Regions from separate parts of the Mus musculus genome. Here region 2 is linked to region 1. A link is a loop called in an ENCODE intact Hi-C map of the cell type or tissue named here. Cell type or tissue: left cerebral cortex. All regions are shown on one strand. Each heading gives the region's core, and the rest is flanking DNA. Links, peaks and the distances in the headings are about the cores only. Region 1 overlaps Gm41232 (a long non-coding RNA gene). Region 2 holds the start of Gm41234 (a long non-coding RNA gene).

Evidence for each region. Peaks named below come from ENCODE experiments on the same cell type or tissue, not always from the same donor. Only the 100,000 strongest peaks of a DNase experiment are listed, where the experiment ranks them.
Region 2: it touches region 1 in a loop (2.1-fold over the local background); 2 of 42 quality-filtered maps call a loop at or near these places.

The regions. Positions count from the first base shown.
Region 1 is chr14:102,176,683-102,186,469 of GRCm38, reverse strand. Gm41232 (a long non-coding RNA gene) reads right to left here. Exons shown (of 3, transcript XR_874905.1): 2 at 5,695-6,115; 3 at 743-846. Among named protein-coding and RNA genes, the nearest start is that of Gm41232, 7.2 kb to the right of the region's middle. In left cerebral cortex, for the core only: a CTCF peak has its summit at 5,024 (motif pointing left); a DNase peak (open chromatin) is centred at 5,020.
Region 2 is chr14:102,789,223-102,799,009 of GRCm38, reverse strand. Gm41234 (a long non-coding RNA gene) reads left to right here and starts at 4,066. Exons shown (of 2, transcript XR_874909.1): 1 at 4,066-4,242; 2 at 7,695-7,997. In left cerebral cortex, for the core only: a CTCF peak has its summit at 3,927 (motif pointing left); DNase peaks (open chromatin) are centred at 3,135 and 3,930.

The DNA of each region.
Region 1 (9,787 bases), core at 3,755-6,254:
AATTTATAAACCCTTGAGATATCTCAGTGTAGCTGGATGTAGTAAGAGCTCTAACATCATAAATCATATTTGCAACCTGAGTCAACCACAGAGAAGTTGAAGCAAGCCAAAAGAATGCCCATGAAACAAATAGGGTATTAGCAGGCTCTGAATAACTTCATGTATGGTATCCAATTCTATTTCGTTGAGAATTACCTATTTTGCACAGACTTATTGAACAGATCAGAAAGAAAAAACTTAAGAAATATTCATTGGTAGAACATTCAGGGATAAACGTTATTTCTTATTTTAATATTGTTACACATTATGTTTCTCATGGATGCTTACATATTACATGTATAACTTCATAGTAATTTGGAGGATAAGTTATTAAATTTGAAAAACACAAACAAGAAAAAGAAAACATACAGAACTACTTGTGTAGATATATCTCAACATTGTAATGCATTTGTCTCTTCCTACATGTTGACACCATCTTTTGTATTTTCATAAAAAATGATATTTGATATAGTTATATGCTTGATGAATACACACACACACACACACATATATATATTGCTTCATAAGACACAATACTTCCTTGTCTAGATAGATTATTATTTTCTTAAGGGACAAATCAATGACATTGATTTTCAACATAATATCTTAAAATATAATAAGTTCTCAAGTTCTTACAAAACAGTAAATTTTTTGGCTTCACAATTCCAAATTTGTAAAGGGAAAAATATCTCTTAGTGTTCTGATCATTTTACTGGAAACACAGACGTTAATGCCAAATCCATGTTCTGTCATTGGGGGTCAAATGACCTTCATGAGGTACTGGATCTCCGGTAATTTGTGTGTCACCTACAAAATAGAAAAGGATGCTAATGTGTATGAACTGCTTGGAAAAGAATCTAGTACCTGCCAAGTGTCATGCACACATTAACTATGATCAATCAGTGCTAGAAACCATAGTCCTTCCTTTGCTAGCTATAAGACAAGGCCTATTTCAACAGACACTACATGAATTATGCAATGAAGGCAACCATCTCCCTAACAAACCAGTCAATATAAAAGAAAACCACTTCTACCAGGATTTGACAACACTCTACAATTAACACATCTAAATTTAATATGTTTTAAAGCTAGCAAGGAAAACAATTAGTATAATTAGGAAACTACAAGTTTAAATTCCATCACGACGTTTATTAGCTATAAAATCTTGAAGAGTATGTATGAAAATGTCATAGTGAATTATTATTACATATAATTAGTATATGATGATAAATGACATTAAAATGAAAAAAACCTTTGAGAAAATGTTTAATACCTTCAAGTCTCAGCGTATTCATTGTAATGAAGAGAGGTGAGTTAAGATAATTCCCATCAAACACTGGGAGAAAATGATTACCTAATAAAGCTTAACTGCTATTAATATTAATGAGTTTTAATAAATCTAAGACCTTCACTGTCCTTGTATTCTTAGATGTGTCTCACTTCTCAGTCATATGGCCTAGGTATTAAACAAAGGAAAGGAGGGTGGGGATACTCTTAGTGAGCATTTATGAAACTGAATTCATTTCTGTCGCTCCCTCCAATGGAAGATGACTTGAATGAGTCAAGTGTGGCTTGGCTCATTTTCCACTGTGGCTCATTTTCTCAAAGGCCTGCAGCTATGTCTTTACTCTGCCTCTAGTAATAGGAAAGTCTGATTCCTCAGACTCTTTTAACTGTCTCTTTCTATTCAAATGTTCCTGTTCCTCCTCCCACTTCACCCTTCCCAGGACTACAGTGTTTTATTTTCAGGTTCCATTTTTCCTATTCTTTTAGTATGATAACAGCTTTACAAGTTTTTGGTTTTTGTTTTTTTCTTTTTCTTTTTTTTTCTTTTTTTTTTTTTTTGGACCGTTAAAAATGTAAATTGGTTTCCTGTTTGATTCTTCCTTATCACATTCTTCTCCTTTTAAATAGCATATTTTCATTTCAGCTTATCTTTATATAACTCTTTATTCATATGTCATTGAAGTAGGCTTTCCTATTTTCCAGTGTTGCTGACAACTTTTTATAGCTCCTGTGTATCCTAAACACTGTAGTAATGTTGATTTCGATTGACTGACAGGAAATTGTGGGCTTTTTCCTTTTGAACTACAGGGAAAAAATCTTTTACATATATAATTTCATTTGTTTCTTATTTTCCCTCTATTAATTTATAGGAAGACACATTGATACAGAAACTGGCATTTTCTTAAATAAATATATTTCTAGTCAGATTTAGCCCTATCAATGTTGAGGGGTCTCTGTGATCACCAAGGCCACAGAGTAATGATCTGTGGGAGATAAGAATGTAGTCGAGTTCAACACAACTCAGTAGTTGGTACTGGTTCACACTTCAAAAGTATGACCTTAAGTAGTTTATTTTAGGCCAATTTAAGCACAGCACAGTTTGGTTAAAAAAAAGTTTTCCTGGTGATAATTAACTCAATCCCATGTGTGCAATGAAGCTTAAGACATGACTACATTAAAACTACTTGTAATGTGCATATAACATCTTCCATAAGAATGGGATCTATAGATTGATTATAGAAAGAAAAAAGTTCATGATAAAAGTCTTAGGCAGGATATGATGTGGTCTCTGCCACACAGAGGTCCCCATGCTATAAATCACTACCATTCCCACACTCAGCCTTCAGAATGGAAAACAGATTATACATCTCTCTCTTTGAAGAGACAATCTCATGTGTTTAACATTATAGTTCTGCTTATGCTTATCGGTGAGCACAAGGATGTCTGTGCCTCCCACATCAATGGAAAGAAAACTGACAGTGGCATTGGTATCACTTTCTATTTATTTAAGAAGTGTCACATCAAACTACAAACTAGTGAATGACTAAAGTGAATGACTCCAAGCCAGTTCCTAATGTAAAATGTGTGTGTGTGTGTGTGTGTGTGTGTGTGTGTGTGTGTGTGTTTGTGCATGTGTGTATGTATGTTTGTGTGTGTGTGTTCTCTATTTTACCCAGTGGATATGTGCTAGACTAGGAGATCTTTTGTTTTCATGGTCCAGTTATCACTCTAAACATACAGTGAACATGAAAACATTAACTCAAAACCTTTTGTCTCTGCTTACACATAGAATACTGAAACTCATAAAGGTATATATAAATAGATGGGGGATCAGTGGGTAAGGTCACATGTTGACAAACATGATGATCAGCATTCAATTCTTGGGGACACACATGGTAGAAGGAGAAAGCTGATCCTACCCCAAATTGTCCTTTAATTTCCACATATGTGAATGGTACCACACACACACACACACACACACACACACACACATAAATAAATATAATTTTAAAAGATGTATATTCCAAGATCCATTAGCAGTGTGCAAACAACAACAACAAAGATTTACTAATGGGAAATATGCGTGACATGCCATGTTTTCTAATCTCCAAATAGTAGTAATAGGATGGATATCACAGACACAGCAATTCTAACATCTATTCGCAAGTGACCATACCGAGAGTTAAAAGAATGCCAGATGAAGGACCAGGATATATGGCATTAATGTACCAGTGTAAGAAAAGGTATATTAAAAAGGAGTGGCATTGTCTGATCTACTTGTTCAGCACTAAGCCAGTGAAGCTTGGAGAGAGAGGCCTTGAACTTGGTAGAGGCAAAAGACCTAGAAGACTTCAGACTTGAAATGCATGGATATAATCTAGTGTAATCCAGAGTCAGTAGGAGCTTCAGAATCCCTCTCAACCTGTCAGTACCTATGGTTTGACCCTCAGAAACTGCTAAACTAGTAGCAAGGGAATATTCACCCTTCCCCTATCTTTCCATTGGAGAAGTCTATGCATGGCACTTAGCACAGGATTTTGCCTTGGAGACCAGTGTTGGGCCTGCCATAGAGAGACACAAGTTTGAGTAGAAACAAGAGTTCCTTTCCCAAACCAGAAGTCACAAATGAAGCCTCTAAACATGCTCTGGAGCCAGGTAGACATATGTGTCTGGTCAGACTAACTGGTACTTTTCTTGCATTAATGCCAGCCTTGGAGTGAGTAGATGGCATCGTTCACTCTGGAATCCAGAGATCCCTGAAGCTATGTGTCTCAGATAAAAACCTGTCTAGTCTCTGCCTTGTTCTATAAGGGCTGCCCTTACCATCTGTTCTCCAGCTTGGAGCAATACAATTATCCCAAGGCTAGTTCTCACAATCAAAACCTCCAGATCTTACCCAGCACCAGGGTAGAAACTAGACCACAGTGGGATAGGCTCCTAGTTAGGCCTTCATCACTGTCAGTTGCAGTGGGGCCTAAATGCACTTAGATTTAGCAACAAAGCACAGCTCAGACACAGGCTGCATAAGAAAGGAAAAGGATAGTATTCAGTCATAAGGACCCCATGTCTGGAATAATGCCAGTAGATAGAGGCATTGAATAGCTCCAATGACATTAGGAGAAGTGAGGTTCTTATAGTCTATTAAATCTCAGTAAGTATCACTTGTGGCTGATCTAAGGGTTTTAAACCTTGAATGTATGGAGCAGTGAGCAGCTCACAGTTCGGTGGGCCTTCGGCTTACCCCAGTGCTATGCTAATCTCATCAGGCCATGGACTAGAGATGTGACATAGTAATACATCACTGGTGGTCACCATCACTGCCCACCTCAGTCCTCCTCCACCCCCAGGCATCACAACACAGAGGTAGTAAGGGTCTTTCTTGACAGAAGAAAATTGAATCAAATTAAGTCAAATGATGAAATCCCAATGGTTTTGCTTCTTTCTCTGTCCCTAAACAGAAATGCCCAGTGGGTAGCTAATCGTAGGTGAGTGGAGGAGAGAGCTTTTGGGCTTACTGGACAAATGACATCTTGTAGAGAGAGGCTACCCTTTCCAATATACACCTGTTTTATGCTTAACAGCAAATCAACTGTGAATTTCGGACAAATCTGAGCTTGGATGGCAACTAGTGTTGAAACAGCAATAGCACACTTAAGTCTCCTGAAGAGAGAGCCTGGATTTAGAGTACCATCTAGTGTTCAAATGGCAAAAGACCTGGGGATTCAGAGAAATCAGGAAAAAAAATCTGAGTCTACTTGCAATTTCTAGAAAGACTGACAAAGAAAGCCAGAATGCTAAAATTGTCCATGATGTGTCCAGATATTCTACACTAATAAGCATCAAGTCCAACACAATATCACCTGACATTCAACGTAACAAACCAGGAGCTAATTTTACAGTAACCAATATGAGTAAACTCATAGATGGAGAGTGTAAGCAGCTCTTTTTGTTTTCTCTTAATTTAAAATTTTGTTCATACACTATATTTTGACCATAGCGTGGTCCTTCCTCCTCTCCTCCCATACACTTTCTATCTTCCTGTCCACAACATATTATGTTCCTATTTATTCTCTTACCATCCCCATTTCTTCAATACAACAAAAACAGAAAGAAAAAAAATGAAAATGAAAATCCAAACAAACAAGCAACAACAACAAAACCCAATAAGACCAAGAACACCAAAACCAAACCAAATAAAAAGCCCTCCAACTCTCTCTCTCTCTCTCTCTCTCATACACACACACACACACAGAGAGAGAGAGAGAGAGAGAGAGAGAGAGAGAGAGAGAGAGAGAGAGAGAGAGAATCTGTATTCGAATACTTTGGTATACTTGATGTACCCCATGACATTCCCCTGGAGAAACTGACCTTCCTTTTCGCAGTAGGATTCAATTACAAATAGCTTCTTGATTAAGAGTATCCACTTCCCTTCCTCAGGGATGGTATCTTGTCTAGCTTAAACCTTTGCAGGTCTCTTGCATGCTGTCAGTCTCTGTGGATTCGTGAGTGTTTCATTCCTATCCTGTCTGGAAGATGCTGCTTTTTGAAGTCATCAGCACCTCTTGCTCTTATAATCTTTCTGCCTGTTTCTCTGCACACGATCATGGGCCTTGAGGAAAGAGGTTTGAGAAAGCCAGCATCCCATTTAGGACTGAGTGCTCCAAATTCTTTCACTCTCTGAACATTGTTCAGTTGTGAGTCTCTGTGTCAGATTCCATCTACTGCAATCCTCATCTCTGGTGAGGGAAGAACAAGTGAGCAAGACACCAATCCTCTATCAATTGTATAGCTGGTAAAGAGAATATCATAAGTTTTGAGGAGACAGATATAAAATATTTAACCACCAGAGAAACAACAGAGATATCAGATGAACTTTTAAAATTTAAACATAAACATTAAGCTGAAAAAACAAAAAACAAAAAAAGAAATCTAATGATGTCATCAAAACCAGAATAGATCAAATAGAAGAAAGAATTAGCAAAATGTTTAAAAAGCTTTTTAAGAAAACTCAAAGAAAATTTGAATATATATATTTCCATGTCTATTGTAGCATTATATATATATAGTTGTACATGATAATATATATTATATATTTATAATATATGAATTTCATATATATGAAATAATATATAAAAGATTGTATAATATATAAATATGTGTTAATTATTTATAATTTTTATTAGATATGTTCTTTATTTACATCTCAAATATTATCCCCTTTCCTGGTATTCCCTCCAAAAACCCCCTATCCCCTCCCTCTCCCCCTGCTCACTAACCCACCCACTCCTGCTTCCTGGCCCTGGCACCCCCCTACACTGGGGCATACAGCGTTCACAGGACCAAGGGCCTCTCCTCCCATTGATGATCAACTACGCTATACTCTGCTACATATGCAGCTGGAGTCCTTGCATGTGTACTCTTTGGTTGGTGATTTAGTCCCTGAGAGCTCGGGGTGGGGGGTGGGGGTGGGTACTGGTTAGTTCGTATTGTTGTTCTTCCTATGGGACTGCAAACCCCTTTAGCTCTGTGGGTCGTTTCTCTAGCTCCTTCATTGTGGACCCTGTGCTCAATCCAAAGGTAGGCTGTAAGCATCCACCTCTGTATTTGTCAGGCATTGGTGGAGCCTCTCAGGATACAGTTATAACAGGCTTCTGACAGCAAACACCTGTTGGCATTCACAAATGTGTCTGGGTTTGGTGGTTGTCTATGGGATGGATCCCCAGGTGGGACAGTCTCTGGATGGTCATTCTTTCAGTCTCTGCTCCACACTTTGTCTCTGTAACTCCTTCCATAGTTATTTTGCTTCCCCTTCTAAGAAGGATTGAAGTATCCATACTTTGCTCTTTCTTCTTCTTGAGTTTCATGTGGTTTGTGAATTGTATCTTGGGTATACCAAGCTTGTGGCCTAATATCCACTTATCACTGAGTGCATACCACCTGTGTTCTTTTGTGATTGGGTTACCTCACTCAGGATGATATTTTCTAGTTCCAACCATTTGCCTAAGAATTTTTCATGTTGCGGATAGAGGATTTTAAGAAGGACATAAATAAATCCCTTAAAGAATTACAGAAGAATACAGGTAAACAGGTAGAAGTCTTTAAGAGAAAACACAAAAGTCCTTTAAAGAGTTACAAGAGAACACAGGTAAACAGGTAGAAGCCTTTACAGAGGAAACACAAAAATCACTTAAAGAAATGCAGGAAAACACGACCAAACAAATGAAAGAATTGAACAAATCTATCCAGGATCTAAAAACGGAAGTAGAAACAATAAAGAAATCACAAAGGGAGACAACTCTAGAGATATAAAACCTAGGAAAGTATAGAAGAAAACTTCCCTAACCTAAAGAAAGAGATGCCCATGAACATACAAGAAGCCTACAAACACCAAAGAGATTGGATCAGAAAAGACATTTCTCCTGTAACATAATAATCAAAACACTAAATGCACAAAACAAAGAAAGAATATTAAAAGCAGTAAAGGGAAAAAGTCAAGTAAGATATAAAGGCAGACTTATAAGAATCATATCAGACTTCTCACCAGAAACTATGAAATCCAGAAGATCCTGGGCAGATGTCACACAGACCCTAAGAGAACACAAATGCCAGCCCAGGCTACTATACCCAGCAAAACTCTCAATAACCATACATGGAGAAACCAAGATATTCCATGACAAAAACAAATCTACACAATATTTCTCCACAAATCCAGCCCTTCAAAGGATAATAAATAGAAAACTCCAACACAAGGAGGGAAACTACACCCTAGAAAAAGCAAGAAAATGGTCTTCTTTTAACAAACAAACAAAAAAAAATTTCCACCTCTAACAACAAAAACAACAGGAAGCAAAAATCTTTTTCGTTAATATCTCTTAATATCAATGGACTCAATTCCCAAATAAAAAGACATAGACTAACAGACTGGATACATAATCAGGACCCAACATTTTGCTGTATACAGGAAACCCACGTCAGTTTCAAAGACAGACACTCGAGTAAAAGGCTGGAAAACAATTCTCCAAACAAATGGGCCCAAGAAACAAGCTGGAGTAGCCATTCTAATGTTGAATAAAATCAACTTCTAACCTAAAGTTTTCAAAAAAGATAAGGAAGGACACTTTACACTCATCAAAGGAAAAATCTACCAAGAAGAACTCTATTCTGAGTATCTGTGCTCCAAATGCAAAGGCACCCACATTTATAAAAAGAAACTTTAGTAATGCTCAAAGCACACATTGCACCCCACACAATAATAGTGGGAGACTTGAACACCCCACTCTCAGCAATGGACAGATCATGGAAACAGAAACTAAATAGAGACACAGTGAAACTAACAGAAGTTATGAAACAAATGGGTTTAACAGATATCTATAGAATATTTTATCCTAAAACAAAAGAATATACCTTCTTCTCAGCACCTCATGGTATCATCTCCAAAACTGACCATATAATCAGTCACCAAACAGGCCTCAACAGGTACAAGAAGATCGAAAAAATCCCATGCATCCTATCAGATCATCATGAACTAAGGCTGATCTTCAATAACAAAATAAACAATAGAAAACCCACATACACGTGGAAGCTGAACAACACTCTACTCAATGATACCTTAGTCAAGGAAGAAATAAAGAAAGAAATGAAAGACTTTTTAGAGTTTAATGAAAATAAAGACACAACATATCCAAACTTATTGGACACAGTGAAAGCAGTCCTAAGAGAAAAAATCATAGCTCTGAGTGCCTCCAAAAGAAACTGGAGAGAGCATACACTAGCAGCTTGACAGCACATCTGAAAGCCCTAGAACAAAAAGAAGCAAATTCACCCAAGAGGAGTAGATGGCAGGAAATACTCAAAGTCAAGGCTGAAATCAACCAAGTGGAAACAAAAATAACTCTACAAAGAATCAACCAAACCAGGAGCTGGTTCTTTGAGAAAATCAACAAAATATATAAGCCCTTAGCCAAACTAACTAGAGGGCACAGAGACAGTATCCAAACTAATAAAATCAGAAATGAAAAGGGAGACATATCAACAGAAGCCGAGGAAATTTTAAAAAAAATCATCAGATCCTACTACAAAAGCTTATACTAACAAAACTGGAAAATCTGGATGAAATGGACAATTTCCTAGACAGATACCAGGTACCAAAGTTAAATCAGGACCAGATTAATGATCTGAACAGCCCCATATTCCCTAAAGAAATAGAAACAGTCATTAATAGTCTCTCAACCAAAAAAGTCCAGGACCAGATGGGTTTAGGGCAGTGTTCGACTAGACCTTCAAAGAAGATCTAAGACCAATCCTCAAACTATTCCACAAAATAAAATTAGAAGGTACTCTACCCAATTTGTTCTATGAAGCCACAGTTACTCTGATATCTAAATCACACAAAGACCCAACAAAGAAAGAGAACCTCGGACCAATTTCCCTTATAAATATTGATGCAAAACCACTATTATTT
Region 2 (9,787 bases), core at 2,543-5,042, 610 kb before region 1:
ATGGGGCTGCAAACCCCTTCAGCTCCTTGGGTACTTTCTCTAGCTCCTTCATTGCAGACCCTGTGCTCCGTCCAATGGATGGCTGCGAGCATCCATTTCTTAAGTTCCTTCATATGGTCTAGAGACTTGAGTCTTTGCCACATCCCAGACACTGTTTAGACACCACACTGTTAACCATTTATTGTCCAGGACTCTTCATGGTTCAGGTTAATTTTTCCAAGAGAATTACTTCAATTATTTCTATTGCCTGAAAGCCTGTCTATTTATTACTCACTGAATAAATACTCTGCGTGTGTGTGTGTGTGTGTGTGTGTGCGTGTGTGTGTGTGTGTGTGTGTGTGTGTATGTGTGTGTGTGTGTGTGTGTGTGTGTGTGTGTGTGTGAGAGAGAGAGAGAGCATTAGACTGATAGACTTAGTCTATTTTATTTTAGAAATTTTATATTAAATAGTAATTTAATTGATGACACAGTCTGGATAGTTCTACAGTGGCTATCTTTATACTGGATGAACTGACCTTGAGGCTGTTCTGTCTGTAAGGCTGGTTGCCTCAGAAGTCCCAGTTTGGTACTGAATGCCTGGAGGATTCCTGAATGGTCACTTGTTTTCACTCCACATTAAGATCTTGAAGAAGGTGGGTTCTCATATCAGCAGCAGCAGAAGCAGGCAGAGTCAGGGTAGATGAATGTTCCAGGAAGACATGAAGGCAAGCAGTCAAAAAATCTCCTTTTACCTGGGCTGCCACTGGATGGTGGCCTCCTTCAGGGCATGTCACTTAACTCGATGAAAAAAGAAGGTGGCCTAGTTGGCCATCATTGGTAAGAGAGGCCCCATTGGTCTTGCAAACTCTATATGCCCCAGTACAGGGGAAGACCAGGGCCAAGAAGTGGGAGTGGGTGGGTAGGGGAGCAGGGCAGGGGGAGGGTATAGGGAACTTTCGGGATAGCATTTGAAATGTATATAAAGAAAATAATAAATAAAAAAATTTAAAAAGTGCCTTCCAGGTGTGCTAAGTGGCTTGTCTCTTGTTTTCTTCTACATCCAGCCAAGCTGACAACCATTGTGAAGCCTCAGAGTGTGCATGGGGTGAGGGACTGACTGATTTAAAGGATTTATTAGGTCAATGGGCTTGCACTGATTTGAAGGCTGAGACATGTCAAAACTGACCATCGAAAACCTTTGCTACAGTCTAAGTTGAAAAGTCAAAATCAGGGAGCGTGTTGGTGTAACTCTACTCTTAGACCATAGCTGAAGACACAGATGTCAGGAGCCCCAGAATTGAAAAATATGGGACTGCCTGAAGAATGTCCAGGCCCTGGAAGACAGGAATGAGCCTTGCCTGCCATGCTGCTGCTCTCTGTCAGAGTCTCCTTTGTTCTTTTATAGTGTTTTCTTTGGTTCCCAACCACCTTCCATGCTCTGCTGTTCAAGCTGACCTAATGCCTTTCACTTCTGCTACGCCCTCCGACAGTGAATAGCAGTGCTCCCCACCAATCAGAGAGAGGAATATTGTTCATATTTCTTTGCTATCCCTCATCAGCTAATTAGTTTTCCACAATACAAATCTCTTCACTGATTTTCTGCCCCCCTCCCCCCATATGAACCTCCTCACCCAGGCCTCTCTGCTGTGTTTTCTAGATTATTCCAGCAGTCTCCAGGATGGTTAATCTTATTTGTCAACTTAACTGGGTTTTAGGCTGGTTAACATTACTGAGTGTGTATGTGATAGTACTTCAAAAAGAAGTTAGCATTTGAATCTCTAGACTAAATCATCTGATTTAGGGATTTTAGGGAAATCATCTGATCTCACCTGAATCAGGTGGTTATCATCTCACCTAAATAGAGATTTTCATAGAATGAAAAGGCATATGGGAATTCTCTCTCTTTGCATTAACAATGAGTGTACATACTGATCTTTTCCTAAATGTGGATCATAGTTTCTTCAGTTTGCACACAAATCATGGGAATCACCCTCAATGATGGCACAAGTCAGTTCTTTATAATTATAATGGCTACTTATCATCTATTATCTATCATCTATCTATCTATCTATCTATCTATCTATCTATCTATCTATTATCTATTTCTATATCTATATCATCTATCCAATCATCTTTCTAACTAATTTTCTACCTATTCAATTATCTATCATCTCTATCTATCATATCTATCTATCTATCTATCTATCTATCTATCTATCTATCTATCTATCTGATGTTTGTCTGTTATTAATTGGCATCTTGCATTGGCTCTTGTGTTTGTTTCTTGTGGAATCTTTAGCAATGCATTTCTCCTAATGGTTTTGTGGTTTTTGATCCCTTTTCTCCATCTGCCAGTTTGATGGTCTTTCTAAAATATACTTTCAGTTATGTTCGCCTAGTTGCATCCATTCAGTATTTTCCATTTAGCCTACAACCAGAATCTTTTCACTGCCTACTTTGTATTACAGTTGCATGTACTTTTGCTTTGCTCCTTTTCCTTGAATAGAAACTAAGAACAGGGACTATGTGTCCTTAGCTTTATGTTTCCAAAGTATATAGTGGGGTAGCTCGTTCTACAGAATGCCTATGGGAAAACTGCACCAAATGGAATGAATGCTATATCCTTTATGTTTCCCAAGGCAGATATAATGATTAATTAAAGAAAAATGCTGAAAAACATTGACAACAGGAAACTGGGTCATCTTCAACAACTATATCAAAAATTTCCTGGGTTAGTTACACATTTGTAACTCTGGGCTTATCTGAAAATATCTTTCATCAATAAACTACTTAATAAAAAAACCCTCATCATTACATGGTTAGTGTTGGAGATATGAAGTCTCAAAAACAGTGGCCTGCATTTATAGATAGACTCCAAAGAAGATGGTGGTGGGAGGTAGTCAACAGAGCTAGAGGCAACAAATAGGACAGCATGAGTCAATGGGGTTTAGGACTCTCTACAGACAGCTAATGAACATTTAATGAGCATCCCAGAGGGGTTGACTGTTCCATACTGTTATTTAAGGACCATTTTCTGTTGGCCAAGATTACTTGGTGAATCTACAAAGCCAAGTGGCCTTTTGCCAGATTTCAAGTGATTTTTTTTTTTTTGTCTTGTCAGTTCCTCCCTGCCTCTCACTGTTACAGGGAATGGAGAAGAGGAAACGAGATGGGACAGACTCTAGTTTTGGTCTGCTTCAAGCACTATTTTGTGATAAAAATGGAACTCCTTGCTGCTCCTCTTAAAGACATGAAAACTTTTCTGCTTAGAATCCCCGACTCATTCTGCTTGGAAACAACTGCATTCTTTCTGGGGTGGATACCCTGAGTTTAAGTGCAATTGGCCAAGCTGGGGAAGAGCTTCAGTCCAGTTCTGGACAAGAGCCTCACAACTTCCCACTGATGATGAGAAAACAAGTTTTACTCTTTACAAGGAGTTAGAACTATAAGCACAATCAATAGTAATGTTGGACCTAGCCAGGGCGTGTTGGATGCTTTGATTACCAAAAAAAAAAAGTTTATTTTTTAAGCTTTTGTTTATTTTTATTTATGTGTATGTGTGTCTGTCTGTGTTTTCTATGTGTGCATGGGCCCCTGTTCAGGATAAAGGAGGGCATGAGATCCCCAGGATCAGGAGTCATAGGCAGTTGTGAGCCCCTTGACTTGAGCACTGGGATCTCAACTCTGGAATCACTCTTAACCATTAGTTTTTTCCATCTCCTCTCTTCATTTGTTTCACCTATACATGCATACAACATGTTTTTGATCAAATTTACATCCATTCTTTCTCCTCTAGTTCTTCTTCAATCTCCTTACTGCTTACTTCAATTAACTTCACATTCTCTAAAAACAAAACAAAACAAAAGAAAACAAAACACAAACTAAACAACACAGCAAAACCCTCACTAAGCCTACTTAGTGCTTTCTGTATGTGCATGGGTATAGGGCCATCTGCTGGAGCATGGGTAGCCTTTAAGCCACTCGATCACAGAAGACATTCTACTAGATTCTTTCCAGAAGCCATTGATTGGCAATAGCTAGTCCGCTAGTGAGTGGGATTTCATGAATCCTTTCCTTTCTAGGCTGAGAGTTCAGGGATCTTTATGGAAGAGGAGATAAAGATCAAAAGATCCAGAGGTATCAGATATCTGCAGGAAACATCGGTTGAAAAGCATGTGTGTTTTGGTGCACACATGAACTTACGGTTTCTGTGCCTGCATGCACAAGATCTACACAAGATCAAGGAAGCCAAGCAGCTTGCCGGTAAGAAAGATAATCTCATTGCAGCGTTCTAGCAGTCAAACCCAGCAGTTTCCAGTAATATACGAGATTGTGCATAGCTACTGCTTGTGAGTACTGCTTTATATTCCAGGAACTAAGGGAAGCACACAACCTAAAATACTTCATTCATTCCAGTCATATATATTGTCCTGATAGATGGATTACAACTGTTAAACTCAATCTAATGTATAATGTCAATCTAAGATATAAAGGACATTTACTTGACACTATTTAGTGAGTAAATAGTGAGTAAGGAAGAAACATCCTGTACTTAGAGGAATGAGTATGCACTAGGATCTCAGTGGGGGAAGGGAGGGATGTTGCTGTGATGAATGGCAAATTCCCTTGGGCATCTCCTCTAGCCTTCATGAATACAAAATGTGGTTTTGTGCAAGTGTTTCTAGTCTGTGTGTTCCTATAGTCTGTGCGATCTTCAGAATTCCTTTACACTATATTCTCATGCTGGTAATGGAGAACTCAGAAAGGAAGCAATTTTCCTTTTTTTTTGTTTTTCTAACTGAAAACCTAGAGGGCCCTCAGTGTCCACTGTGATTTAGATTTCTATGTGGCCACTAACCAAAGCACTTTGAGATGTGTGTATTTTTTTTTTCTAGCTAAAATCCCTTAAGAGCATCCATACAGCTTGACAATTTTCAGGACAAATCCTCTTTAAGTGAAAAATAAACAGGGATTCTTGAATCTTTCCTTCTGTTTCAGGCAGAAATCCCAGCTGTTTGCTTCTCGCTTCCCTCCAACAAAAAGAAAACAAGAGACTGCATTCGTGCACAGCCCATAAAGCTTGATGTTTGTCTCTTGCAGGGCTTGTAGCTTCTGCTGAGCATCTATCTGGCTACCCCCTCCACATTCTGCATAAGCTCTCCCATCCTCCCATGCTTCTCCAGCCTCACGGTGACTCTATGCGCGCAAGCCTTCCTTACTTTCGCCATTGCTTATGCATCTTTAGATTCATCTCCAGTCTTAAGCGGCTGATGGACCATGCTGCCAGTTACCTTTACAAAACATCATGTGCGTGTTTTTGGTCTCAAATCTGCTGGGAACTGGTGACAAGCCTCTCATGGCTTCTTAAAGGCTTTAAAATAAAATGTCAACTTCTTGGTTTGAGGGTTGGGAGTTCAATTTAATTGCTGACCCTCTTCCTTTATTGATTTTTTTTTTGAGGTCAATTGTGGATTAGATATGTAAGCAAATGAAGCCAAAATGCAATACCTAATGGCTGCTGAGAATGCTGCAGCTTGGGGCTTGGCAGGAGGATGATGGGGGAGACAGTGGCCAGGATGTGGTCCTTTTCCCAAGCTTGCCAGAGGTTATGAACAGCCACTGAGAGAGATACTGGGCTTCCTTTCCTTTTGTTTCAGGCCCCCAGGATTATGGCTCAGTTGGGTATGACTGCAGAACTTGAGAGACTTCTTTAAATCTTAGGGAGTGACCTATTTGATTCTGGAAATGTGGTGAGCTGGTCTTGTATGCAGACCAGAGAGTTGCAGGAGAGTGTGGTCTTGGAATCCAACTTGGTTTGGGAGTTTCTTCCTCTTGTCTCCTGTTTTGGGGGCATTGAGCTGGGATGCTGAGGTAGAGGTACATCCTTATCCATGTCTCTTCAAACCAGGAAAAAATTTGCTTTCACAGGTCGGGAAATAGATGGTGAGAAGGCTGTGACAAGGACCTAGGAAATCAGTATTGCCACCACATCCTTGTATTATCCATCTTCAAGCTGAAGGGTGATGCTTGTGGTGGCATAACGTTTCCTAGAAGAAGAATTAATACCTTTCATTTGGTAGCATGTGCCCTGGCCTTCCTGGTCTCAGAGAGACAGGTTGAAGTAGAGCTTCTGAGAGAGTTAATGAAGACTGGAAAACATGGTCAACTCAGTTGGGCTTTGTCACCTGGGTTCTCCAGACACAAAGTTGAGTTCTAGAACACAAACAAAAATTTACCCAGCCATTCTGCTACGAAATAAAATAAAATAAAAATAAACACCACTGACCTCCCACTTAAGAAAACACAGTACAACTACTTAGCACTCTATCAGTTCTCAGCACAATCCACATCCTCATATATGTTCATTCCAATACCCTACGTTTATGTATTGATTTCTTTATTATGTTAGGTTGATGTTAGGTTGTTTGGATTACAAGTAGGAGAAAGCCACCAAAGTCCCAGCAATGTCTCTGGCCCCATTTGCCTTCATCTGGGGTGTAAATTGCTTTATGATGAGGATATTTTTCTCTGTATTTTGTTTCTTCTCATGGATGGTCTTTAGTATCGAATAACTTTACAGTAAGTGCTATAATTTAAAAGGAAAACCCTTCTTTTCCAAGTGCTCTTACATGAAACATAACGGAGAAAGTATGATTAGCTCAGTATGAAGGGCAATCAAGATCCCTTGGCCAATTTCAGTAACCAGGGATGGACACTCACAGCAGCTAGATTTGGGGTTTGTGTCCTAGTTTACTCCATGGGACACGTAGTAGGGAAGGTGGAGGGAGATTCCTTGATTATCACATTAGAAGGGGTTTTGAGTTTCTTGAAGGAAGGGGACTGAACAGGGACGAAGTCCGTATCTACTATACAAGCTGGCTGCCTCATACTGTAGCTCTGTGTTTATCTTTCTCATTTGGTTCAACATTGGATTCAAAGGTACCACACACTGAAAAAGATCACATGCTATCGATCTTAAGAAATTAGAAGGAGGTGATGAAATCTAGATTTTACTCCATTAAATAAGTAAAACGAATTCCCAGCCTTGCTGCCTGGTGGTACTATGGCATTTGCTGTAAGCATCATAGCCAGCTGGGTCATCCATCACATTAGGAAAGGATACTGGCAGACCCCTTGTCCTGCTTCTCTTGGCATCTCCCTACTGCTACCTGAGGCTCCATGTGAGCTGGGACCCTGGAAGCCTGCAGAGACAAGGCTCTGGCCAAGCTATTTTCCTTGCTCATTGGGATTCTTCATGCTGCTCAGTTTTCCCAGCTCATGGGAGCGTCTCCATTAAGTGGAGTCAAGGGTTCTGCCACCAAACTGGTTGATACCCCAAGTTATATTTTTAATCATGTGTCCCAAAATATAGATGAATACCTTAGAAATAATTTCAGCTTTATAGAAAAGTTACCTGAACAGAACAGACATACCATATCCCCTTCTACCCAACTTCTCTTTCAATAGCAGTGGTGAACTGTCAAAACTAAAGAAATGATATTACCATTAAGTTACCTTATCCAGCTTTTAGCAGCATTGTGGAAAGTAATATTTTTTTCTTTGAGGATACCATTTTGGCATTAACTAAATTCTTTTGGGTTAATCACAGAGTTAATTTTGTGACGCTAAGAGGCAGCTATTATAACTGATTGTCCAAATGGTGTGTATTTATCATCCTTCCTTATAAGCATATTCTATGCAATGTAAAATTTTAGCACGCATTATGGAAGCTGGAGACTACTACCCCTTTGGGACCCTCAAGAGGTCATTCTCTCATTCCTGACCTGCTTCAAGAGAAGTCCCCATCACTTTCTGGATTGAAAGGCGACATGAAATGACAAGGCAATATGCCAACCAAGTGCAGGGACCAAGAAGACCAGCCAACCTCCTCAACTTCCAGCTGATGCAGATCCACATAGAGATCCAGCCAAGCTCAGTTAAATCTGTGCTAGAGCAGAAGGGCTACCCAGGTGCACAGTTGACTTGTGGCCAAAATAAATGTTTATTATTGTAACTCACTGAGGGCTTGCTAGTACTCTAATATTACAATATTCTGGATAGTCATGTGACTGGGTCGGGACAGAGTCTAGAGTTTATCATACAGCAGCACAGGTTACACTATCACCAACAAGTTCAGATAAATTTGTTAAATTTTCAGATATTGGGTCATTGAGTGATCAGAATTGTTAGTGGCTTCAGTAAATATTTCTGAACTATTTCCATTTCAATGGATTTGAATAGAAAACTTATACATGTAAAATATTCTTTAACATGTTTACACCTTATTATGGGCATGTCTGTGTGTGCTTGCATGAGTAAATGTATATGAAGTTCAGAAGAGATCATTGCATGGCCTGGACTGGAGTATGGTTATTTGTGAAACACCAAGTGGGTGCTGGGACTGAATCAAGGTTTTCTGCAAGAGACGTAAGTTCTCTTAACTGTAGATCCAACTCTCTAGATCTGCATGTATTAGTATAATATGAGGTAGAACTGGATCATTTTTGACTCTTTGATGTGACTGGTTTGTGCATATTGACTAAGAATCGGTCACCACACTAAGCCTTAAATGTCTTTCCTTCTAATACTAAGGACATAGATATACATTACTCTATATCTCTGTTACCGTATCCAACTAAACTGTCTCTTGTGCCAGAGTTGCCTGCTGACTATTGCAGGCACAAATCTGGAATTTAAGCTTGATGTCTTCAGCCATACTACAGATAAAACATATTTTTTTATTGTTGTTTTTAATTCTCAGAGTAGACAATGTCATTAAAAAGCATTTTTCAAACAGTAGGATGCTGCTTTAGGTGGTGGAATCAATTGTAAGAGGGACTCATGCCACCAGGAACAATTTATTACTCAGTATTGCTTTCTGCTTCTTGGAACTAAGTGCCAATTCCCCTGGAGAAGGCCCCAGTTTTCCTTAAAAGATGTAACCTTACCTCTTGCCCTTTCCTTTCTCTGAGATAACTTCAGCTTCTTTCTGTGAAGTGACCATTTCCCCAGGATTGTAAGGACAGGAATGGCAGTTCCAAAGTTTTGCTGTTCTTCTGCCAAAGAGTGTTTTACTTTCCAGTCAGCATGTTGTGACTAAGTGGGGGAGAGAGTGGCTGCAGCTAAGATGTCTACCATCTACTGTGGCCCACACCACATTTAATGTCTATCTTTGCCTTTGAAAGCATAGAGCCAAGAGGATAGTTTTTAATGCAGTCTTAGAAAAGCACCCTTTCCCTGAATGCATATTCTACAGACACTAGAGATGAGACAGCTTAAACTATGAAGTCATCTGATTTATAATTAATCAGATTTTCCTGTAGGTCATATCTTGCTTGATCAGAAGTATTCATGGTAGTATGGCCTTACACCACTGGGTCAGACTTTAAATGGCAAAATCTATAATCTCTTCCTCCCTGTTATTTATTATAACAAAGTCTCCACTTTAAATGAAGAGTTTAATGCTAGCAGTACCTAACAGGACGGAAACTTAAGCAAGTTGTTAAGACCTCAAATGCCCATCTATCATATCATCAAAGAGATCAAAATGCTGGCATTTGTCACTTACACTTGAATAGTAAGAACACTACACAGTGCTCCAGCATCTCCCCACAACCCAAGACCAACACTTGTGTCGCCTCTGTCCTTTAGCTGCCCCTTTGCTGCTATGACTTCCTGCATGCCTCTTAGCCTTGTCTCCACACTCTCTTGGTATAATTACACTCCTCCCAATTCTTAAAATGTGTGATGACATGAGTCACTACCCTAAAGAGGTTTAAACATTGGATAAGTCACAACACCTGGAAAA